Regions from separate parts of the Homo sapiens genome. Here all the other regions are linked to region 3. The links are chromatin loops, found by intact Hi-C in ENCODE. Cell type or tissue: heart right ventricle. All regions are shown on one strand. Region 1 overlaps LOC105374942 (a long non-coding RNA gene). Region 2 overlaps LOC101928354 (a long non-coding RNA gene). Region 3 overlaps LOC101928354 (a long non-coding RNA gene).

What was found. A loop is a pair of places that touch in the nucleus more often than their neighbours do. Peaks named below come from ENCODE experiments on the same cell type or tissue, not always from the same donor. Only the 100,000 strongest peaks of a DNase experiment are listed, where the experiment ranks them.
Region 1: a loop joins it to region 3, with 2.2 times the contacts of the local background. A loop is called at or near these places in 5 of 110 quality-filtered maps.
Region 2: a loop joins it to region 3, with 2.6 times the contacts of the local background. A loop is called at or near these places in 11 of 110 quality-filtered maps.

The regions. Positions count from the first base shown.
Region 1 is chr6:14,422,452-14,424,951 of GRCh38, forward strand. LOC105374942 (a long non-coding RNA gene) reads right to left here. Exons shown (of 6, transcript XR_926510.3): 6 at 1-2,500. Among named protein-coding and RNA genes, the nearest start is that of LINC01108, 140 kb to the left of the region's middle. In heart right ventricle, no CTCF peak of the experiment used is centred here; a DNase peak (open chromatin) is centred at 1,005; H3K27ac peaks cover 1,578 bases.
Region 2 is chr6:14,637,765-14,640,264 of GRCh38, forward strand. All of the region lies in intron 2 of LOC101928354 (a long non-coding RNA gene), which reads right to left. Among named protein-coding and RNA genes, the nearest start is that of LINC01108, 350 kb to the left of the region's middle. RefSeq lists an enhancer at 1,942-2,500 and a silencer at 2,434-2,500. In heart right ventricle, a CTCF peak has its summit at 1,302; a DNase peak (open chromatin) is centred at 1,367; H3K4me3 peaks cover 1,091 bases; H3K27ac peaks cover 2,500 bases.
Region 3 is chr6:14,705,638-14,708,137 of GRCh38, forward strand. The region is part of intron 1 of LOC101928354 (a long non-coding RNA gene); the gene reads right to left. Among named protein-coding and RNA genes, the nearest start is that of LINC01108, 420 kb to the left of the region's middle. RefSeq lists an enhancer at 261-1,460. In heart right ventricle, a CTCF peak has its summit at 964; a DNase peak (open chromatin) is centred at 964; H3K27ac peaks cover 2,382 bases.

The DNA.
Region 1 (2,500 bases), 280 kb before region 3:
CCAGAATCTGCTCTTCTAGACTATCGGCAGATGAGAGCCGGAGGAAGGCCAGGTCTTTATAGAACCACCTTCCGGGGCTGGGTGCGGTGGCTCACGCCTGTAATCCCAGCACTTTGGGAGGCCGAGGCGGGCAGATCACCTGAGGTCAGGAGTTCAAGTCCAGCCTGGCCAACATGGTGAAACACCACCTGTACTAAAAATACAAAAATCTTAGCTGGGCGTGGTGGCGTGCGCCTTTAGTTCCCAGCTACCTGGGAGGCTGAGGCAAGAGAATCGCTTGAACCTGGGAGGCGGAGGTTGCAGTGATACCACCACTGCAGTCCAGCCTGAGTGAGAGAGTGAGACTCCATCTCAAAAAAAAAAAAAAAAGGAAAAGAAAAAAAGAAACCACCTTCCCCTCCCCTTCTATCCATCTGGACACTCCTCCTTCTTCCCTCTTTTCTCATTCTCTTATAAGAGAAGTTTCCTCTTTTTACAGGTGGGGCAGTGGAGGTGGTACAGCCAAAACTTCATTGAAAGGAAAATTTGGTGTAATGCATTTTGAATGAGACCTCTCACCCCAGACAAACTGTGTGACCCTGCATGGCTCAGGGGCCCCAGTACGCTACAATAGCTACATCCAGGAAAGTGTTACCATGGCTTGGTGATTTCCTAAGCATGAGAAAAATCAGGCTGTCCTCACTGTGAGATCAAGTTTGAGGTTACCGCTAGGCAGGATGTGATATGGAGAGTTTTTTTTTTTTTTTTTTGCCAAATGGTACCTCTTCTTCTAGCCTAATGGTTATTGAGTTTTAAGAGGAAGGAAATTATATTTATTTTTGGTATTGTGCAGAATTATAGAGGAAATGTGTAAATCAGAGGAAAAATCCAGATATCCTGAAAGAAAATGTGAGACGAGCGGCAAGGTGGGAACTCAGGGTACCAGGGCAAGTCGCTAAAACATCACTGGAGCAGTGCGATTGCTCCAGAGGAACTAGGTCACCAGGAAAACCTTTGCTTAGAATCTAAATTAAGAATAAGGTCTCCCCATTGTTTGTCTTACAGTGGCCAGAGTTCATGAGTGCCTTGCTTTGTCCCCAGGGACCCTGTTTCTCCACTCTAAGCCAGCTCTGATTAAGAGGAAGCCATATATCCTCTAAGAATATTCCTGTCTTGTGCTTTACTCAGTAACATTAACAGAGGGAAATGAGGTTATGTGAACTTCTCATGGATATTTTGATGGCAGTGACTCAGTTGATACAAAGGATTCCCTGTGAAGCAAATCCGCATAAATAGAGAGTGAAGTTTATTCTAGTGATTCCCCTAGGTTTCACCAGCTCAGGAAAGAGTAAAGAGCATCCTAAGAGACAGTAATTCCATAACCATATGCAGATGGCCAAAACTCAGGGTAGGAAATGACCCCGAGAAAATAAAACTGTGCAAAAATCTTCCACTGCAAATGGTTTAGGTATGGATTATTTAATTATTTATTTATTTAGTTTTAATTTTTATACCTTTAGGGAGTACAAGTGTGGATTTCTTACAGGCATATATTGCATAGACGTAAAGTCTGGGCTTTTAGTGAACTTATGACCCGAATAGAGAACATGGTACCCAATGGGTAACTTTCCGATTGTCAAGCCCCTCCCACCTTCCCATCTTCTGTAGACTCCAGCGTCTATTATTCCACTCACTGTGTATGTCCATGTGTACTCATTGTTTAGCTCTCACTTATAAGTGAGAACATGTGGTATTTGACTTTCTGTTTCTGAGTTATTTCACTTAGGACGATGGCCTCCGGTTCCATCCATGCTGCTGCAAAAGACATGATTTTGTTCTTTTCTATGGATGGACAAGTATTCCATGGTGAATAGTCTATCCCATTTCCTTTATCCAGTCCTCCACTGATGAACACTTCAGTTGCTTCCATGTCTTTGCTATTGTGAACAGCGTTGTGATAAACATTTGAGTACAGACATCTTTTTGATATAATGACTTCTTTCTCTTTGGGTGTATCCCCAGTAGTGAGATTGGGTCACATAGTAGTTTTGTTTTTAGTTCTTTGAGAAATCTAGGTGTGGAATATTTTAATGACTGAGTCAATTCTGATGCCAATAACTTCTTTTTTTTGCTTTCCATGTAAATGACTATTGCTTGGCAGTCAGTGGGCTAAGTTCAAAACCTACCTTATCTTCAAAATCTTCTAGAGCAGAAAATGGATTAGTAATAGGAAGACAAACTCAAAGCAAAATAGTTTAGATTCATTCAGAACTTAGCAAATGTGAAAATTATTACCTAAGAAAAGAAATTTTAGAATTCTAGAGAAAACGTCCTACACACCTACACACACACACACACACACACACACACACACACACACCGTTAGATTTTTACTTTTCAGGAGGTGTTCATCACAGTCCCCAGAGAAAATATTTAACCTTAACATGAAAAAAGCCAAGTCTTTTCCTTAAATAAAAATACCTTTCAGATCAGCACAGGGCCCATGTTACTGTTTTGGTTC
Region 2 (2,500 bases), 68 kb before region 3:
GAATACACCTTCATTAACTCTCTCTACAAAGATGTACCATGTGCCTACTATGCCAGCAGGTGTCTGTACAGAAACAAAAAGGCACAATTACCACCCTAAGGAACCTCCTGTAGGATTCAATGCGGAGGCCACCTCCTCCAGGATGCCCTCCCTAGTACCTGGGTCAGAGTCCTGTGGCATTGGGTATTGGAGTCCATGATTCACCTTCCCTGCAGTGTGATTGTTGGTTTACTTAGGAGGCCCTCATTGCTTCCTTCCCATCCAGTGGGAGACATTCAAATAGGATGCAACTCACAGCTCCCTTAGCCAGAATTGCAGTAATGATGATAATGGTAATGATGTTAATAATCCTATCCATGAAAAACAGGTAACTCCTTTTTAAAGAAGGATTTCTTGCTTATCACCTTCGGTCCTGAATCCCTGGATATACCTGGGTGCAGGCTTCTTGGGGCTCAACACATGTCTGGGAGGATGCCAAGATGGCAGAATGATGTCAGTTTCTCACGGGGTGCTGCTCCCTTAGATCTGTACCATGCTGCCTAATATACGTCAGTTGCATTGAAATGAAAAATGAATAGGAAGTAGATCTTGCTGCTAAAACATATGCATCAGAAAATCATTATGAGTATTAAATTACTGCAATAAAATGAACCAGAACTAATCTTGCAAATTAAGATCCAATAAATTTTTTTTCATGGCCACACCTTTTCTTAAAAAAAAAAAAAAAAGAAAGCAAAAGAAGATTTAGCTTAATAGTATTAAAATTGACTGTAAGGATTTTGAGCGTGACATGGAAAGAGTCGATCAAGAAATTTCCATATGACAAATAGATTTGCATTTTTGGAGGGTGGGGTTGGAGGTTGTCAGGAAGATGTTGAGAATACTGCCCCTGTGCCAATTGGTAAAATGATCAGTTTTTAAGCTGACATACCTATGTATTTTACATGTAAAATTTATGTATACATATTCCCCTTCCTCTTTTCTGCTCCCCACAAATCCCCCAACTTCCCACTCCTTAGATAAGGTTCTGCTGACACAAGAAACTAGTAAATTTCTAAATTTCTGACAACCTCGTATTTTTAGAAGAGATGCTGCTGTCGTTCAAATTAAATCTGAAGCTGTAAATAAACCTTTAGAGCTTTGCCTGTTCACTGGAATAACAGGATATCTCCCTCCACCCTCCAGCAGGAGAGAGACTGTAATTAGCTCATTGTCCGTGAATAGGCACAAAAGAGGCGGTGCTCCCCATACTGGCTCCCTTTCAACAGCAGATCTTGGGGCAGATGTTAATTCATTAAGTGAGTAACTTCCACCATCTCCCAGGAACACCAGGGAGCCCGACTCCCCGTTCCAAAAGGGACACTGAGGAACAACATGAAATACTCTGGCCAAGGACTCACAGAAAGGGTACTCGGAGAAGAAAAAAAACCACCACCAGGATTCACCTCCCTGCTGCAGCCTGCTTCCTGGCGCTGGTTTTGGCAGCCCATCCCGGGGCTGCTCTGTGACACCCGGGGAACCAAACTATTTATAGCCACGCAGTCATTATAAACAAAGCTGTTTATAACATCGAACCTTGGCCCTGCATGAGTTAAAACTCTAGACTGGCAGCTATAAATAACTCTGTTATGCGCTCGAGTGTGACTATTGACTGATACTTCCTCAAATTGTGACAAATAATGACAAGTTTGTTTGACAAACATCCCACTGACATTCATCTGATTTTGAATAAGTGGTGCTGCTTTCTTAATTTGGTCCCTGAGGCCCAGGACTTCAGGAACTTTCTTTATTCTTTCTCTCTCTCACCTCCCGCATCAGGAAACTGTCCTGTGTGTAGTTGTTTTTTCCCCTAATCAACTGGAAGGGATTTGGGGCCATCTAAGGGGAAGCTTATTAAATCCACTGTTTCTCTCTTGGGATAATTCTGCTGTAGGGGCTTTGCAAGGGTCTGGGGAGTTTTGTTAATGACAGAAGGAGGGAGGGGTAGAAAAATGTGGGCCAGGCTGTGGTGGTAGGTAACACAAGGTGGAAAGGGGAAAGCAGAATTTAACATCAGACTGACTGGAATGTCAGTGTTTAAGGGGGACCAGAAATGTAGAAATTTGAGAAGTAGTTCACACTGAATCGATGAAAGACAAGATTCTGGATGGAGGGATTTACCCCCCAGGGCTTCTGGTCTGAGAGATCTTGTAGATCCAAGATTGGGGTCCCCAAGGCTCGGGTTCTCTTTCGAGGCCAGCTGATATTAACATACGTCATGAGTGACGTGAGATTCTAGAGCTCTCAGGGACCTATGAAATGGTCTGTTACTCGGTCATTTCACAGGTCAAAAAGCTGAGGCCACAGGGGCTCCCAGGACTCTTTAGAGCAGAGCTAGACTAGAACTCAGCTGTCTGGACTCCTGGCTAGAAGCTTTATCTTTCATCAGGAAATTAATTAACATGTGAAAAGCATGTGGAATTGTCCCTGGCCTGTGTTGACTGTTTTACAGGAGCACACC
Region 3 (2,500 bases):
GCTGAGTTTATCTGAATCCACTTGCCTCCTGAGTTCTGAGGGAAAGACTTTGGATGGCAAGAGGTCAAATAGCAAGAGATGCCTATATAGAACTTTTAATAAATAACCCTTTTCCTCCCCTTCCTACATAGAAGCACCAAAATTATACCTCAGTAAACAGTTTTGCAACATCCGTGTCTGGCAAAATGTATACCAAAGAACTTTTACATGCCAAAACTTAACATTCATTTTTGGTTGCTTTTTAAAGTCAGGAAGTCTCCAGGGTTCCTCATAGAAGCAAAGAAATGGGGGACAACCCAGATAAGGCGAGTTTCTTTGTCAAATTCACACAATGGAAAGGCTTAAGTTAAGATTATTTTTTAAGTAAACCTGTGTTCTTTCACAGACTCTGCCAGTGAAGTAAGGCCAAAAGATTCAAGCAAATATGAAGCACGACTTCTCGGCCTCAGCCCACAAAGTCTTTTCTTGTGTTTTAGACAAATTGAATTAGAGAAAACAAAGTCCTGGCCAGACCTCTATGCCCTATGCCAAGGAACTGGAACTTGTCGAGCAACTAGGAACTTGAACTTCACCCTACATACAATACTAAAGAAGAAATATCATGGCTGTCAAATGAACAAAGTGTTGCTAATACACCTCAAGAAAAGATGTAACCAGAGAAGGAAAATGTTGTCTATAAAAAGTGAAAGGTGAGATCAGGCCTTTTGGAGATTTTTTTTTTCCTTTTTTTAATATCTTCCAAATATATCTGAACTTGTTTCCTACTTGGACTTATTTAATTTTCCCTGATGTACTTCACAGATGTGAGTTGTGCTTGGGAACACGACTCAGAGACTGCGTGGCTCTGACACAGGCATCAGGCGTGTGCAGCTCCCCCGCAGTTTCCCACAGCTTCACCGTCATCCACTCTCATGTCCCTTCAGAGTGCTGCCCACTTCCCGCCCAGCAAAGGACTGCATTACTCAGCACACAGCGACCCCTGACTCAGTCGATGTGGGAGGAGATCGTCATCAAGGCTGATGTGAGTCTAAGAAACATCCTGACTGGCCTAAGAAGACCATCGGGACTTGCCAAGTGGCCCCAGCTCATGGGGTTCATTCCTTCTTCTCTTATTGTGTTTAAAAGTGGTATAATTAGCAACTTGTTGAAAATGCTGGCTTACTTCCCGTTACCAGGGCTCAGCACGCCATACTCCCAATCATTGGTCCAAGCAGACATGTTTACTAAGTGAGTGGGGGATGAGAAAGAGAAAGGACAGATGTGAGGGAAATAGACAGAGCTGAATAGCACCTCACAATGAAACACACGAACTCCTGGGAAATTCTCATTTTAACACAACTGTAGTTCCCATGCGTTGGAACCTAATGTTTACCTTCATAACGGCTCCATCAGAAAGGCACTGTCATCATATGAGAAAACCAAGGGTGAAAGATTAGGTAATTTGCCCAAGGTCTCTTTAATATCTTCCAAATATATCTGCACTTGTTTCCTACTTGGACTCATTTAATGAGTTAGGAAATGAGGGAGCTGAGTTTCCAAACGAAGCCTAATCCCTGCTCTTTTGACCTCTATAAAATCTATCAGAATATTAACAAAGGGTGTTTAATAAAATGAGTTTGGATAGAGAACAAAGAAAACCCAGAGGTATTTGGAAAATGGTTTGTTCCAAGATCTTCTAAGTTAGCTATCTCATCATTGTCATGTTATTCTTGCTACTGCTGACAACCTAGCTTCCTGTATATAAAGAAGTATCAAAGAAAATACTTAATATTCTGCTTTCTTCACAAATACTCTCCTTCCAACTTCCCTTATTTCTTTTCCTCAGCTCATTTCTGTGTTGGCCAATCAAGGTCTTCCCAGGACTTCATCAGCATGAGACCAGCTCCACCTCCACACCTAACACAGCAGGTCTCCTCCAATTTCCCAAGAATCCTCTCTGAAGTCTGGCAGACCTTGTATTCAGCTGTATAAATGCTGCCTTCATCAGCAACCAAGACTTCATCTTCCCAGGCCCTCTTTGAGCCAGCCCCACCTACACCCAATCCTGGCTGCTTGAATTACAAACACACCTAGAGAAGGGCTTGTGACCCCTAGACCTGGCCCACCAGTGGCTTCTGCCATCCAAATACAGCTTGGCCCTGACAGGTACTTAGTAACCTGGTATTTGTCCTTCATCCACTCCCTGACTCCTTCCCCAGAACAACAGTTAAAGACCTTCTCACCTTGTCTTCAGCCCCATTCCTGGTTGAATAATACCCTTCTCCTCCTTCACCGAATAGCCAGAGCCCTTCTAGAGTCAACTTTGCTCTGAGGCCCCCTTTATCTGCATGCATCCCTTTCTCCTGCCTCTCCCCCTTCCTTTCCCTTGTCTTAAGACCTATTCCCCCTCAACAATCCTCTACAAATCCTGCCCTGGGTGTTTCCTTCCTCTGCTGAGGTCCTGAAGCACTTCTTATTGGCAACCTTCATTTGGCTTTGAAGGTACATTGCCAAATATCCC